Linked DNA regions of Homo sapiens: region 1 is linked to region 2. A link is a loop called in an ENCODE intact Hi-C map of the cell type or tissue named here. Cell type or tissue: OCI-LY7. All regions are shown on one strand. Each heading gives the region's core, and the rest is flanking DNA. Links, peaks and the distances in the headings are about the cores only. Region 1 has its middle 81 kb from the start of ZC4H2. Region 2 holds the start of LOC105373239 (a long non-coding RNA gene).

Region 1 (8,317 bases), core at 1,575-6,574, 52 kb before region 2:
TCAAGAAGTCAATCCCTTTTACAACAGTTGCAAAAAATAAAATACTTAGAAATATACCTAACCAAGGAGGTGAAAGATCTCTACAAGAAAAACTACAAAACACTGCTAAAAGAAATCATAGATGACACAGACAAATGGAAACACATCCCATGCTCATGGATGAGTAGAATCAATATTGTGAAAATGACCATACTGCCAAAAGCGATCTACAGAGTCAATGGAATTTCCATCAAAATAGCATCACTATTTGATATGGTTTGACTGTGTCCCCACCCATATCTCATCTGGAATTGTAGCTCTCATGATTCCCACATGTCACGATAGGGACTTGGCAGGAGGTAATTGAATCATGGGGATGGGTCTTTCCTGTGCTGTTCTCATGATAGCGAATAAGTCTCATGAGATCTGATGGTTTTATAAAGGGGAGTTCCCCTGCACACCCTCTCTCATGCCTACCACCATGTAAGACATATCTTTGTTCCTCATTCACCTTCTGCCATGATTTTGAGGCCTCCCCAGCCATGTGGAACTGTGAGTCAATTAAACCTCTTTCCTTTATAAATTAACCAGTCTCAGGTACGTCTTTCTTAGCAGCATGAGAACAGAAAAATGCAGTAAATTGGCACTGGGTAGTGGGATGCTGCTGTAAACATACCAGAAAATGTAGAAGCAACTTTGGAACTAGGTAACAGGCAGAGATTGAAACAGTTTCAAGGGCTCAGAAGAAGATAGGAAGATGTGGGAAAGTTTGGAACTTACTGGAGACTTGTTGAATGGCTTTGACCACAATGCTGATAGTGATATGTACAATAAAGTCCAGGATGATGTGGTTTCAGATGGAGATGAGGAACTTGTTGGGAACAGGAGTAAAGGTCACTCTTCTATGCAAGGAGGCTGGCAGCACTTTGCCCCAGCCCTAGAGATCTGTGGAACTTTGAAATAGAGAGATGATTTAGGATATCTGGCAGAACAAATTTCTAAGTGGCAGAGCATTCAAGAGGAAGCACAGCATAAAAGTTTGGGAAACTTGCAACCTGACAATGCAATAGAAGAGGAAACTTCATTTTTCTGGGGAGAAATGAAAGCCAGCTGCAGAAATTTGCATAAGTAAGGAGGAGCCAAAAGTTAATCACCAGGACAATGGGAAAAATGTCTCCAGGGCACGTCAGAGACCTTCAAAGCAACCCCTCCCATCAAAGGCCTGGAGACCTAAGAGGAAAAAATGGTTTACTGAGCCAGGACCAGGGCCTTGCTCCTTCATGTAGTCTCAGGATGCGGTGCTCTGTGTCCTAGTTGTGGCTAATAGGGACAAATGTAGAGCTCAGGCTATTGCTCAGAGGGTGCAAGCCTCAAGCCTTGGCAGCTTACATGTGGTGTTGGACCTGCAGGTGCACAAAAGTCAAAAATTGAGGTTTGGGAACCTATGCCTAGATGTCAGAGGATGTGTGGAAATGCCTGGATGTCTAGGCAGAGGTGTGATGCAGTGGCATGGCCCTCATGGAGAACCTCTGCTAGGGCAGTGCAGAAAGGAAATGTGAGGTGGGAGCCCCCACACAGGGTCCCCTCTGGGGCAGTACCAAGTGGAGCTGTGAGAAGAGGGCCACTGTCCTTCAGACCCCAGAGTGGTAGATTCACCGACAGCCTGCACCGTGTGCCTGGAAAAGTCACAGACACGCAACGCCAGCTCGTAAAAGCAGCCAGGATGGGGGGTTGTACTCTGCAATGCCACAGGGGTGTAGACGCACAAGACCATGGGAGCCCACCTCTTGCATCAGCATGCCCTGGATGCCCTGGATTCAAAGGTCATTTTGGAGCTTTAAGATTTGACTACCCCACTGAATTTCAGAGTTGCATGAGGTCTGTAGCCCCTTCATTTTGGCCAATTTCTCCCATTTGAAATGAGCGTATTTACTCAATGTCTCCATTGTATCTGGGAAGTAACTAACTTGCTTTTGATTTTACAGGCTCATAGGCAGAAGGCACCTGCCTTGTCTCAGATAAGACTTTAGACTATGCATGTTTGAGTTAATGCTGAAATGAGTTAAGACTTTGGGGGACTGTTGGGAAGGCATGATTGGTTTTGAAATGTGAGAGCGTGAGATTTGAAGTCGGGGACAGAATGATACAGTTTGGCTGTGTCCCCACCCAAATCTCATTTTGAATTGTATCTCCCATAATTCCCACATGTTTTGGGGGGACCCGGTGGTAGGTAATTGAATCATGGGGGTAGGTCTTTTCCGTGCTGTTCTTGTGATAGTAAGTCTAACAAGACCTAATGGTTTCATAAAGGGGTGTTCCCCTGCACACTCTCTCTTTTGCCTGCTGCTCAGCCATAAGAAGGAATGAAATAATGGCATTCACAGCAACCTGGATGCAGTTGGAGACCATTATTCCAAGTAACGTAACTCAGGAATGGAAAACCAAATATCTTACGTTTTCACTTATAAGTGGGAGTTAACTTATGAGGATGCAAAGGCATAAGAATGATATAATGGACTTTGGGGACTCGAGTGGAAGGGCAGGACTGGGGTGAGGGATAAAAGACTACACACTGAGTACAGTGTACACTGCTCAGGTGATGGGTGTACCAAAATCTCAGAAATCACCATTAAAGAACTTATCCATGTAACCAAAAGTCAAAATCGTGTTCCCCAAAAACTATTGAAATTAAAAAAATAGATAAACAAACTATGACACATTTATATAATAGAGTACTATTTAGCAAGAAAAGAAGCAAATTCTTGATATATTGGACAACACATGGATCTTAAAAAAAACATTATGCTGACTGAAAGAAGTCAGACACAAGGGTAAATCCTGTATGAGTCCATTTATAAGAAGTTCTAGAAGAGGCAAAATGAATTTATAGGGAAAGAAATTGAACAATGTTTCTGAAGGATGGAGGGTTAGGATTATTACAGAAGGGGAATGAGGAAAGTTTCTGGGATGGTGGTTTTGATGGAAGTTCTCAAGACCACTTCCATGTTAGAAGATTTTATAGGAGGACTCACAGGTTTCAGCATCATGATTTATTCCAGTCCATGTTCATGATTTATTACAGTTAAAGGATACAAAGCAAGAGCAGCCAAATAAAAGGGAGATGGGGTAAAGTCAGAGGAAACCAGGTATAGGCTTCCAAGAGTCATTTCTTAGTGGAATCACACAGGATGCACTTAATTCCACCAGCAATTAGCTGTGACAACACTGTAAAATATTGTCTACCAGGAAGGTCACTGGAGACTCAGTGTGCTGATTTTTTTTTAATTGAGGGCTCTGCCTAGCATGTGTCAAAATTCCACACTCCCCAAAGGAAAGCCGATGTGAAGCATAAACCATATTATTTGCATGGAGTTAGAAACAATGAGCCATCCTTACCATAGAATGGTGGGAACTGTCCTAAAATTCAACTTCCCAGATGCCAGCCAAGTGCCTACCTTGTGAACAGTTCTTTTGAAGGATAACAGTCGAGACGACTAAGTTAACTCTTTCCGGCACAGTGGTAGTTCTATATATTCATAGAGTTAGGATTACATAAGTGTATCGCTCTTTTAGAGATACACTTAAGTTCTGTATATTTAATTGTATGTAAATTTTACCTCAAAAGAAAAAATCTGTAAGCAATATTAATGCTATACATTAATATACATATCAATTTTACTAATAAGCATATTTAAAGATGGAGTGAACTGATGATGTGTGCAACTATTTTGAAATGCATCAAAATTTAGGTGGATTGATGGATGAATAGAAGGATAGATATGTGGTAAAAATAAGTCCAGCAAAATGCTAATTGTAGGATCTAGGTGGGAATATATGGCTGCTAACTATAAAATTTTCTGTATTTCATTGTAATTTAATAATATTTCATAGTACCTTCAAGATGAAATATCGGGGAAAGATAATATCTATCTGGCAATGTTACTTCGTTGCCCCAAAACCTTGGTTTACTTTCCAGCGTTCAATACACTTTATAATTTGACTTCATATAATCAGCATAGCGCTCACTTACTTCCAAGGAATTTGAAGAGCACCAGGGAGAGCATGTGAGTAATGGAGAGAGGCATAGAAAGTGCCTCTCTGCACTCCCACTTAGGGTGACCAATTGTCCCAGTTTTCCCAGGACTGTCCTGGTTTTAAAATGTAAAGTCCTACATCTTGGGAAACCCCTCAGTCCTGGGCAAACTGGGATGCTTGGTCACCTTACTGCACCTGTGTGCCCAGCTGTGCTGTGAGTCTATTATTTTTCTGTTAAGAACAGCTGTCAACTATTATTTCTAATCCATGCTCAGGGGCTGTGGACAGTTGGAGGTCTGGCCCTGACACACTCATTCTGCCATCTGGGCAGATGCTGCCTCCTGCTGGTGATAGAGTGCACCTGTTACAGAACCTCTCCCACAGGGCAGTAGCAGTTATGCCTGCTTTTTTCTCTTCCCCAACTCACAGTAGTCCTGGTCTTTGTCCTGCCTTCAATTCCATAGCGCACCATCTCTAAGGCCACTGAAACACCATCCTTGGTTTCTGGGTCCTACTCCCAACTCTGACTCCAGGCATTCTTCAGCACCCTGACCATGTACGTGTAACTACACTGCCCACCAGGAGGCATCTCGGTTCCATTCAGAAGGTGGAAGAAATAGCAGTTGATATTTAGTAACACCTGGGCAAAATGAAGAACCAGCCCAGGAGTTCCCCGAAAAAAACAAATGGCTGCTATGCGTTTCCAAGATAGAAATGTCGGCAGAGCGCGGTGGCTCACGCCTGTAATCCCAGCACTGTGAGAGGGCGAGGCGGGAGGATCACGAGGTCAGGAGATCGAGACCATCCTGGCTAACACGGTGAAACCCCGTCTCTACTAAAAATACAAAAAATTAGCCCGGCGTGGTGGCAGGCGCCTGTAGTCCCAGCTACTCGGGAGGCTGAGGCAGGAGAATGGCGTGAACCCGGGAGGTGGAGCTTGCAGTGAGCCGAGATCGCGCCACTGCACTCCAGCATGGGCGACAGAGCAAGACTCCGTCTCAAAAAACAAAACAAAACAAAAAAAACCCAAAAAATTAGCCGGGCGTGGTGGCGGGCGCCTGTAGTCCCAGCTACTGGGGAGGCTGAGGCAGGAGAATGGCGTGAACCCGGGAGGCAGAGCTTGCAGTGAGCCGAGATCACGCCACTGCACTCTAGCCTAGGCAACACAGCAAGAATCTGTCTCAAAAAAAAAAAAAGTCTTCCTTCCTTCTGCCTATGCTACTCTGGTAGGGTGTCAACTCACTTTAAAAATATGGCTTGGCCAGGCACGGTGGCTCACGTCTGTAATCCTAGCACTTTGGGAGGTCAAGGCGACTGGATCACCTGAGGTTAGGAGTTCAAAACTAGCCTGGCCAACATGGTGAAACCCTGTCTCTACTAAAAAAAAAATACAAAAATTAGCTGGGCGTGGTGGTGCACGCCTGTAGTCCCAGTTACCCTGGAGGCTGAGGCAGAAGAATCACTTCAACCCGGGAGGTGGAGGTTGCAGTGAGCCGAGATGGCACCACTGCACTCCAGCCTGGGTGACAGAGTGAGACTCCATTTCGAATATATATATATCATATATATATCTTATTATATATATTAAATATTATATATATGCTATATATATGCTATATATGATATATATATCATATATATGATATATATACTATATATGATATATATATCATATATATGATATATATATGCTATATATGATATATATGATATATATATGCTATATATGATATATATGATATATATGATATATATGATATATATGATATATATATGATATATATATGATATATATATGATATATATGCTATATATGATATATATATCATATATATGAGATATATATGATATATATGATATATATATGATATATATGATATATATGATATATATATCATATATATGATATATATATCATATATATATGATATATATATCTCCAGACAGGAGAAGAAACTAGCACAAAGTAACAAATCAGTCTATTACCGAGGCAGGGCTAGAACTGAGGTCTCCTCCTGAATTCCATGTTATTCCGAGTTTTTGACGCTACTTATGTCCTGATTCATCTAAAAAGACAGATGTCTACCTACTGGCTCCTCACTTTTCTGGGGGCATCCAGAAATGGCCCTGTCCACAACATGATCAAACAAAGCCTCTGGCCATTGTTGCTGCATTCCATGCCATGTAAGGGACTCAAATGCCAATTAACTGTGGTAGAGAGTTTGGCATAAAGGAGTTCAGCACTATAGGACAGGTCAACCCTGTTTTGGGAGAGATTCAGCACCATATGCCATCTAAGAAGCCTGATACTGAATCACTCCCAGGGACAGGACGGTCTTCACTGGCCAAAACCCATCTCTTAAGAGAAGGCATTGGTTCCTTCCGTTCCAAATAAAAGCCTGTTAAACCTTCATCTCTGTTCCATTTCAACCCCTAATACCCAGATCTGTCCACACCCAAAAGGGCTCTACCACTGAAATTTTATGATTTCATGTCTCCTCTCTGCCCAACAGAACCCTGTCACATTTTCTAGTCTTACTCTTTTCTCCCACAGTCCCTCCTTCTCACCTTCTCCTGGACCTCACAGAGGCCTCAGGCCTGGGACCCTCTCCTGGTCCATCCATTCCATCCTGACATTTTTCCACAGCTTGGACCCCCGGTCCATTGCTTCAACATTTCACTTGGCAATACCAACAGTTCTCCTTGTCCCCATCCTTCCTCTATGCTGCCCAGAGAAATCCAAGTCAAAGATCACTGCTGCTGTTGTCCTGGACAGTCAATGCTGCTGGAATCACTTTCCAGCCCCATGTTACCTGGCCCCATTTAGCATTCATGGTCCCCAAACCCATTTGGACCTCTAGCATTTCCCGGTTAGCTGCTAGTTACCTTTTCTCCTGCTCCCTCAGTGAAGAGGACTGAGGGTTGTCACTTTGAGGCCATGTGGTGCTTAGAATCACATGTGGTAAGGCAGCATAGGAGGTATAGGTGAAGAACAGTTTGCATTTATGCTGATCTGAGTTTGAAACTTGGATCTTCCACATATTGGTTGTGTGACAATGGGCAAGTCAATAATCTTTTAAACCTCATTTCCTTCTGTAAGCTATAAAAGGTAGTGTTGTAAGAAATCCATCTAAGTTCTTAGAAAAAATGTTTGGCAGGCATTCAATAAATGGTGGCTGTTATTCCATAGTGCCCTGGGCAGCACTCTGATTGGCAATACATACTAATTTCAAGTCTGATTTCTTGGTGGGCAAAAGCTGCTGACTGAGTTACTGCCCTGATTGGGGATTGGCTCAGGAACTTGGGTGGGCTTGGGCCTGTATGTGGGCACATGAGGGGCATAGGAAATACATGAGTGGAAAATCAAACCGCAAAATGTCTGGGGTCAGACAGATCTGACATCCTTGTGACTTGGGTTAAGCGAATTTATCTCTTTGAGCCTCTCTGTTGCTCGTATGTAAAATGAGGATAATAGTCTTTATTTATCACACTTCCCAGGGTTTCAGGGAGGCTTGAATGGCTTAGTGGATGGTAAAGTGCTTTTGTAAACTATAATGAACTCTATTTATATTAGTTATATGTGTGTATATGGGTGTGTGTGTATGTGTGCACACGGGTGTGTGTGTATGTGTGCACGCCCGTGTGTGTGTGTCTTTTCTCATAAGAGCTATGATCCTGGACTCTGAACCAGAGGGTGCAGGAGACAGTGTTGGGGTAACCATTCCAGGATGTCATTCTTTTCTGCTTCCTTTTTCCACTTTTCAGAAGTCTTTTGATGACATTGTGCCTACTCAGATAACCCAGGGTAATCTCCTTAATACCAGCTGATTAGGAAACTTAATTCTGTCTACAACCTTAATTTCTCTTTGTCATGTAACCTGACATATTCAAAGCTTTCAGAGATTAGAATGTGGGAATCTTTGCAGAGAGGGTAATTACTCTGCCCACCACTAGTAATTTACAGGTTAAAAGAGAGTTAACATACAAATCAACTAAATGTTATCTCTGGATTTTGGATTGGATCCCAATTCAAACAAACCAACTGTAAATATAAGAAAATCAGAGAAATTTGAATACTAAGTGGATATTTGATGATATTAAGAAATTACTGTTAACTTCTTAATCTGTGATAATATTGTGGTAATGTTGGGGAAAAAAGAATCCTTGTCTTTTACAAATATGTACTGAAATATTTGGGGATGAAATGAGATGATGTTTGGGATTTGCTATAAAATAAACTAATGAAAAGATGAATTAGTGAAGGGGGAATGCAGTGGCCATGTGCAGATAAATGTTGAAACTG
Region 2 (8,317 bases), core at 1,382-6,381:
TGAAAGGCTCAGAGGAAAAGTTTGGGAAATGTGGCTGTAGGTGGTCCAAGATATCAGTGCAAGAATGAGTAGGAGGGGAAGAAGATACAGGGAATAAGGATGCTGGGTTGAGGGTAGTATTTTTGGCAAGACTGAATTTGGGATTTTCAATAAAAAGGGCATGAAGTGACTGATTTTGGGGAGGAGAGAGGGAGCTGAAAGCCCAGGAGAAGAGATCCTGTAAATTGTGAGGGCTGTGGATGGTGGTGCTTTGGCTTGATGTTAGTTTTTTCTTTCCAGAGCTAAAACAGCCACGGCTGCTAATGCTCTAAGACAGGTTGGACACCCTTTGACAGTGTTGTCTAATTGTTTAGAGAGTAGGCTACAGGGGCAAAGGAAGGAGGATCCCCTTTCTGTTGTCATAAGACACCAAGGGCTGTCCCTTGGCTTTCAGCAGTGTAGAGAATGAAGGGTTGGGAGACATTGGGTAAGGACAGGGCAGGTTCAGTGACAAGAGCAGTTTGGAATTTTTGGAGACTGGGAAGTATGTTATGTGTGGGGCTTAGAGGTTCATTGAGAGAGCCAGGAGGGCAAAGTTCCTAAAGAAACCTGCCAGTCCTAAGAAAGAGATAATTTCATTTTTTGAGGAAGGCGGAGGCAAGCTGTTTATTAAGGCTGCCTGTGCTGGGGTCATGGCTTGGGCCCTGGGGGAGAGTTGGACTCCTAAGTATATTACTGTTGGGTGGACAGTTGGGCTTTGGAGGGGGAGACCCTATATCCTTTTCTAGCAAGAAACTTTAGAAGGGTAATTGTGTGAGTTTGAGAGTCTTTTAGGGAGGGGCTGCAGAGAAGAAGATCATCTACGCATTGAAGGAGACAGCTGGGGGAAAGGTCTAAGGAGGTGAGGTCTTGGGCTAGAGCTTGTCCAAATAAGTGAGGGCTGTCCCTGAAGCCTTGAGGGAGGACAGTCCATGTGAGTTGTGATTAAAAGGTGTCAGGATTAGTCCAGGCAAAGGCAAAGAGATTTTGGGAATCAGGGTGTAGGGGAATGGTAAAGAAGGCATCCTTTAAGTCAATTGCAATGTAGTGGGTGGTATTAGAGGGGATGAGAGAGAGAAGTGTATAGGGATTAGGGACTATGGGATGAATAGGGAGGACAGCCTGGTTGATGGCTTGGAGATCCTGGACAAGTCAGTACAAGCCATCTGATTCCTTAACAGGGAGGATGGGGGTTTTATATGGAGACTGAGTGGGTCTAAGGAGACCGCATGAGCAGAGTTTGTTTATAATGGGCTGCAGGCCTTTTTGGTGGGTGAGAGAGATGGGGTATTGGGGTAGGTTGTGAAATTTGGAGAGGTCTTTTAAGTGGATTTTGATGGGATCATGGTGAGCAGCTAGGGATGGGTGGTGCTGTCCCACACTACTGGGTTAACAAGAGAGGCAGGGAGTGGGTACTGGGGAGAGAGGTCAGGTGTCGGACTAGCAGAAAGGAGCAGGAGAGACTCTGGTTGAGGGAGGCAGGAAAAGGTGATAAAAGCCTTAAATTTGGCTAAGAGGCTTCAGCCTAGAATGGGGGTAGGGCAGTGAGGCATGATAAGGAAAGAATGTGAGAAAATGGTATTAAACAGGGAGCAGTACAGGGGTCTGGTGGCATGGGGATTGGAGACAAGTCCATCAACTCCCACAACTGAGACTTGAGAGGGATGAGTTGGTCCTACAAATTCAGGTAAATCTGAATAGGTGGCCCCAGTATTGATTAAAAAAGAGATCCGCTTACCTGCCTCTAGTAGAGTTACCCTGGGCTCCAATGCAGTGATGGCAGAGGGTGCTGGGGCCATGGGCCCCGTCAGTCTTCAGTGGCCAGGCCAAGGAGTTGCAGGAGTATGAGTGATTATCTACTCTTCAGCTTGATGAGGGGACAGTGGCTCGGGGGGCCAGGCTTTTCTGTTTGCGGGTTAAGAGGGCAGTCAGATTTCCAGTGGCCTGTTTCTTGGCAGACTGGGCAGGAGCTTTTCGGTACTCATGGGTTAGGACATGCCCATGCCCAGTGGCCTTCTTTGCCACTCTTAAAGCAGGAGGAAGACTGCTATCGGGTCCTTTGTGCCCTTGGGTGCTATTGCCAGGTTGGCAAATAGCCATGGCTAGTAGCTGGTATTTGGCACAATCTCATTGGGCCTTATTTATTTTTTCCTGCTCATCCCTATTATTGAAGACTTTGAAAACCAGGTTGAGAAGGTCTCGTTGTGGGGTTTGAGGGCCTTCTTTAGCTTTTAGAGTTTGTGCCAGATGTCGGGAGCTGATTGGGAGATATAATGGGTATTAAGTACTATAGTCTCTTCTCGGGAAGTAGGAATACACGGGTGTATTTTTGGAGAGCCTCTGTAAGGCGGGAGAGAAATTCAGCAGGACTTTCATCTGCCCTCTGGGAAATCTCTTTGACTTTTTCAAAATTTACAGCTTTATGGGCAGCTTTGTTAAGGCCTGCGATGAAGCAAGTAATCATATGGTTACAGGATGCCCAGCTAGGGTCTGTGGGTTGGTATTCCCAGGGGGGCTCTTCTCAGGGGACTGCCGTGGCCCCTACTGGCTTAGAAGGATCTTGCTGATAGAGGTAATTAGCGTGTGCTTGGGCCATGAGCCACACTCTCCTTTTCTTCTGGAAGGAAGGTAGAAGAGAGAATGATATAGAGATCATGCCAAATAAGTTCATAGGAATGGGTGAGACTTTTCAACTCTTTGATATAAGTATTGGGATTGGAGGAGAAGGACTTGAGACACATCAATTTGGGAAAGATCGGTAAGAGAGAAAGGAACATGGACATGGACAATTTCTTCAGCCCCTGCAACCTCCTGGAGGGGAAGTATGGGATCTGGTTGTTGGGCATGTTGGGTCTGAGAGTGGATAAGGGGTAGAGACAGGACTCAGAATCAGAAGTGGGGTGGTTAGAGAGAGGGGGTAAGAGGGTCAATGCTGGGGCAGGAGTGTATGGTGGAGGGTCACGATGTTCTGGAGGAGGAACAGGATGAGGCCAGGGAATGAAAAAGTCTGCAGGGTCAAAGAAGGAGTCGTCAGTTGGTACAGAAGGGGGGTATGCTGAGAGCAAGTCAGGTTTAGAATGGGTGAGTAGGATTTGGAAAGTGGAGCAGGATTGGCAAAGGGAAGGGCAGTTATGGAAGGTGAAGAAAGCCTGAACATAAGGAATTTCAGACCATTTCCCACTGCAATGGCAAAAATTGTCTAAGTCCCTGAATATATTGAAAACGAAAGTACTATTTTTAGGCCACTGGGAGCCATTGTCTAATTTACATTGTGGCCAAGCCACATTACAGTAGAAAATAAGCCTCTTGGGATGAAGCTCTGAATGAAGCCTGAGAGTGTTAAGGTTGTGCAAGAGGCACCCCAGAGGGGTAGTTTTAGACAGAGTAGACTGAGAGGCTCCCATAGTGAATGGAGGATGGGGCAGAGGAAGAAGAGACTGCCAGTGGCAAGGACAGTGGGAGAGAGTGTCCCCAGTCCTGCAGGCCTTGTTTAGTATACAGAAGGCAACTACTGAGTCAGGTGTCACTCAAATGGAGGAGCCATAGGCCTAGAGGCTGGAGGGAGCCCTTGGCCCAGCACTGGGTTTTTCAGGAAGACAGAGATGGTCAAGTGTCCCAGGTAAATGGCAAGAGTCTCTCTTACTCACCCCTGTGTAGACTCTAGTGATGAATGAAGTTGCCAACAATGGGAGTGTCCAATAAATCCTCCAGGTCTTTGGCAGGTTCAGGAAGGGGAGAGTGGCTGGAAAATAAGGAAGGGAACCAAGGCTCTAGCGCATCCCAATGAGTGAGCCCAGGAGGAGTGAGGGGGTGAAAGGGGGAGGGAAAAGGAGATAGAGAGTATGCTCTAGGGACACCCGGCCAGAGCCTACCCCTTCCCGGGTTTTGGCACCAAAATGTAGGGTTAGCCAAGAGAAGGAACGAGTAGACCCCAGAGTCGGGCAAGCAAGTTTTTATTAACCTGTCGGGCTGCTCCACTGTAAACAGAGGAGGCAGCCCCACTTACAGGCTGTTGTGGGGTTTTATAAGGCAAGAGGCTAGGGTGGGGTGGGGGAAACTGAGTAGGGTTGCAGGTGTTTCATCCATTTCCTGGAAATGTTTTTGTCTGCTCAGCTAGGCAAGCTTGGCTAGGCAAGGTGGGCAGATGTCTTAACCACATCCTGGAACTGTTTACCAGTTCTACTGAAAGCCTTGCAAAAGTGGCTGTAGAAAAAGGGGAAGGGGTGTTTGTAGGTGGTCACAAAGGACTGCATTGCAAAGGTCATGGACGAAGAGGAGGGGTAGCTTGGATCTCTAACAGTAAGTGGGTGGAAAAAGGCATTTTATGCAAATGGACACCAAAAGCGAGCAGAGGTAGCTATTTTTATATCAGACAAAACAAACTTTAAAGCAACAGAGGCTAAAAGAGACAAAGAGGGACATTATACAATCGTAAGAGGACTTGTCCAACTGGACAATATTACAATCCTAAACAAATATGTACCTAACACTGGAGCTCCTAAATTTATAAAACAATTACTATTGTACCTAAGAAATTAGATACATGGCAACACAATTATAATGGGGGGATTTAATACTACATCGAAAGCACTAGATAGGTCATCAAGACAGAAAGTCAACAAAGAAACAATGGATTTAAACTATACCTTGGAACAAATGCACTTAACAGATACATACAGAACACTTCATCCACAAGCACAGAATACACATTTTATTCAACAGCTCATGGAACTTTCTCCAAGATAGACCATAAAATAGGCTGTAAAATAAACCTCAATACATTTAAGAAAATTGAAATTATGTCAAGTAATCTCTCAGATCACAGTGGAATAAAAGTGTGAATCAACTTCGAAAGGAACCCTCAAAACCGTGCAAATACATGGAAATTAAATAACCTGCTCTTGAATGAGCACTGGGTCAAAAATGAAATCAAGATGGAAATTTAAAAAAATTCTTCAAACTGAATGACAATAATGGCATAACCTATCAAAACCTGTGGGATACAGCTAAGGCAGTGCTAAGACAAAAGTTCATAGCCCTAATTGCCTACATCAAAAAGTTTGAAAGAGCACAAACAGGCAATCTAAGGTCACATCCCAAGGAAACAGAGAAAAAAGAACAAACCAAACAGAAACCCAGCAGAAGAAAGGAAATAACCAAGATCAGAGAAGAACTAAAGGAAATTGAAACAAAACAAAACAAAAATTACAAAAGATAAATGAAAGAGCTGGTTCTTTGAGAAGATAAATAAGATTGATAGACTATTAGCAAAATTAACCAAGGAAATAAGAGAGAAAATCCAAATAACCTCACTGAGAAACAAAACAGGAGATACTACAAGTGACACCAGTGAAATACAAGAGCTCATTCAAGGCTACTATAAACACCTTTATTTACATAAACTAGAAAACCTAGAAGATTTGGATAAATTCCTAGAAAGATACAACCCTGCTAGCTTAAATCAGGAAAATGTAGATACCCTGAGCAGATCAATAACAAGCAGTGAGATTTAAATGCTAATTTATAAATTACCAACAAAAAATTCGAGGACCAGAAGGATTCCCAGCAAAATTTTACCAGACATTTAAAGAAGAAGGATTGGTACAAATACTTTTGACACTATTCCACAAGAAAGAGAAAGAAGGAATCCTCCCTAATTTATTCTATGAAGGCACTATCACCCTAATGCCCAAACCAGGAAAAGATACAACCAAAAAAGAAAACTACAGATCGATATCTTTGATGAACATAGACTCTAAAATCCTTAACAAAATACTAGCTAACTGAATCCAACAACGTATCAAAAAGATAATCCACCATGATCAAGTGGGTTTCATACCAGGGATGCAGGCATAGTTTAACATACACAAGTCAATCAATGTGATTCACCACATAAACAGAAATAAAAACCAAAGTCACATGATCATCCCAATAGATGCAGAAAAAGCATTTGACAAAATCCAGCATCCTTTATGATCAAAACCCTCAGCAAAATTGGCTTACTAGGGACATACCTTAATGCAATAAAAGCCATCTATGACAAACCCACAACCAACATAATACTGAATGGGGAAAAATTCAAAGCATTCCCCCCTGAGAATGGGAACAAGATAAAAATGCCCACTCTTACCACTCCTCTTCAACTTAGTACTGGAAGTCTTTTCCAGAGCAATCAGACAAGAGAAAGAGATATAGGGCATCCAAATCGGTAAAGAGGAAGTCAAACTGTTTCTGTTTGCTGACGATATGATAGTTTTACCTTGAAAACCCTAAGGACTCCTCCAGAAAGCTCTTAGAACTGATAAAAGAATTCAGCAAAGTTTCTGGATACGAGATCAGTATACACAAATCAGTGGGTCTTCTATACACCGACACTTACCAAGCAGAGAAACAAATCAAGAATTCAACCCCTTTTACAACAGCTGCAAAAAGAATTAAAATAATTAGGAATATACCTAACAAAGGAGTTGAAAGACCTCTACAAGGAAAACTACTAAACACTTCTAAAAGAAATCATAGATGACACAAACAAATGAAAACACATCCCATACTCATGGATGGGTAGAATCAATATTGTGAAAATGACCGTACTGCCAAAAGCAATCTACAAATTCAACACAATCCCCATCAAAATATCACCATCATTCCTCACAGAGTTAGAAAAAAAAATTCTAAAATTCACATGGAACCAAAAAAGAGCCCACATAGCCAAAGTGAGACTAAGCAAAAAGAACAAACCTGGAGGCATCACACTACCTGATTCCAAACTATACTATAAGGCCATAGTAACCAAAACAGCTTGGCACTGCTATAAAAATAGTCACATAACCAATGGAATGGAATAGAGAACACAGAAATAAATCCAAATACTTACAGCCAGTAGATATTCAACAAAGTAAACAAAAACATAAAGTGGGGAAAGGACACCCTTTTGAACAAATGGTGCTAGGATAATTGGCTAGCCACATGTAGGAGAATGAAACTGGATCCTCATCTCTCACCTTATACAAAAACCAACTCAAGATGGATTAAGGAATTAAACCTAAGAACTGAAATATAAAAATTCTAGATGATAACATTGGAAAAACCCTCCTTGACATTGGCTTAGCAAAGATTTCATGACCAAAAACCCAAAAGCCATTGTAATAAAAACAAAGATAAATAGCCGGGACCTAATTAAACTAAAGAGCTTTTGCATGGCAAAAGCAACAGTCAGCAGAGTAAACAGACAACCCACAGAATGAGCAAAAATCTTCATAATCTATACATGTGACAAAGAGCTAATATCCAGAGTCTACAATGAACTCAAACAAATCAGTAAGAAAAAAAACCAATCTCATCAAAAAGTGGGCTAAGGACATGAATAAAGAATTCACAAAAGAAGATATAAAAATGGCCAACAAACATATGAAAAAATGCTCAACATCACTAATAATCAGAGAAATGCAAATCAAAACCACAATGCGATACCACTGTACTCCTGTAAGAATGGCCACAATCAAAGAATTAAAAAAACTGTAGATGTTGGCATGGATGCGGCCATCAGGCAACACTTTTACACTGCTGGTGAGAATGTAAACTAGTACAGCTGCTATGGAAAAGAGTATGGAGATTCCTTAAATAGCTAAAAGTAGAACTACCATTTGATCCAGCAATCCCACCACTGAGTATCTACCCAAAGGAAAAGAAGTCATTATTCGAAAAAGATACTTGGACATGCGTGTTTATAGCAGCACAATTTACAATAGCAAAATGGTGGAACCAACCCAAATGCCCATCAATCAACCAGTGGAGAAGAAAAATCTCTGAGATATATATATATATATGTGTGTATATATATATATATGTACACATACATGTATATATATATGTACACATACATGTATATATATGTACACATACATGTATATATATGTACACATACATGTATATATACATACATGTCTATATATATACATGTATATATATGAGATATATATATGAGATCTATATGTGAGATATATGTATATCATATATATGAGATATATATATGATATATATATGATATATATATGATATATATGAGATATATATGATATATATGATATATATATGAGATATATATATGATATATATATGAGATATATATATATATGATATAGATATATATATATATATATGATGGAATACTACTCAGCCATAAAAAGGAATGAATTACTAGCATTTGCAAAGACCTGGATGAGATTAGAGACTATTATTCTAAGTGAAGTAACTCAGGAATGGAAAATCAAACATCGTATATTCTCACTGATATATGGGT

The links. Peaks named below come from ENCODE experiments on the same cell type or tissue, not always from the same donor. Only the 100,000 strongest peaks of a DNase experiment are listed, where the experiment ranks them.
Region 1: a loop joins it to region 2, with 2.9 times the contacts of the local background. A loop is called at or near these places in 2 of 110 quality-filtered maps.

Annotation. Positions count from the first base shown.
Region 1 is chrX:64,890,922-64,899,238 of GRCh38, reverse strand. No RefSeq gene overlaps it. Among named protein-coding and RNA genes, the nearest start is that of ZC4H2, 81 kb to the left of the region's middle. In OCI-LY7, for the core only: a CTCF peak has its summit at 4,395 (motif pointing left); DNase peaks (open chromatin) are centred at 4,338 and 4,608.
Region 2 is chrX:64,838,497-64,846,813 of GRCh38, reverse strand. It overlaps LOC105373239 (a long non-coding RNA gene), which reads right to left and starts at 4,054. Exons shown (of 4, transcript XR_938417.1): 1 at 3,980-4,054; 2 at 3,666-3,760; 3 at 1,757-2,635. In OCI-LY7, for the core only: no CTCF peak of the experiment used is centred there; DNase peaks (open chromatin) are centred at 1,723 and 4,243; H3K4me3 peaks cover 3,190 bases; H3K27ac peaks cover 4,667 bases.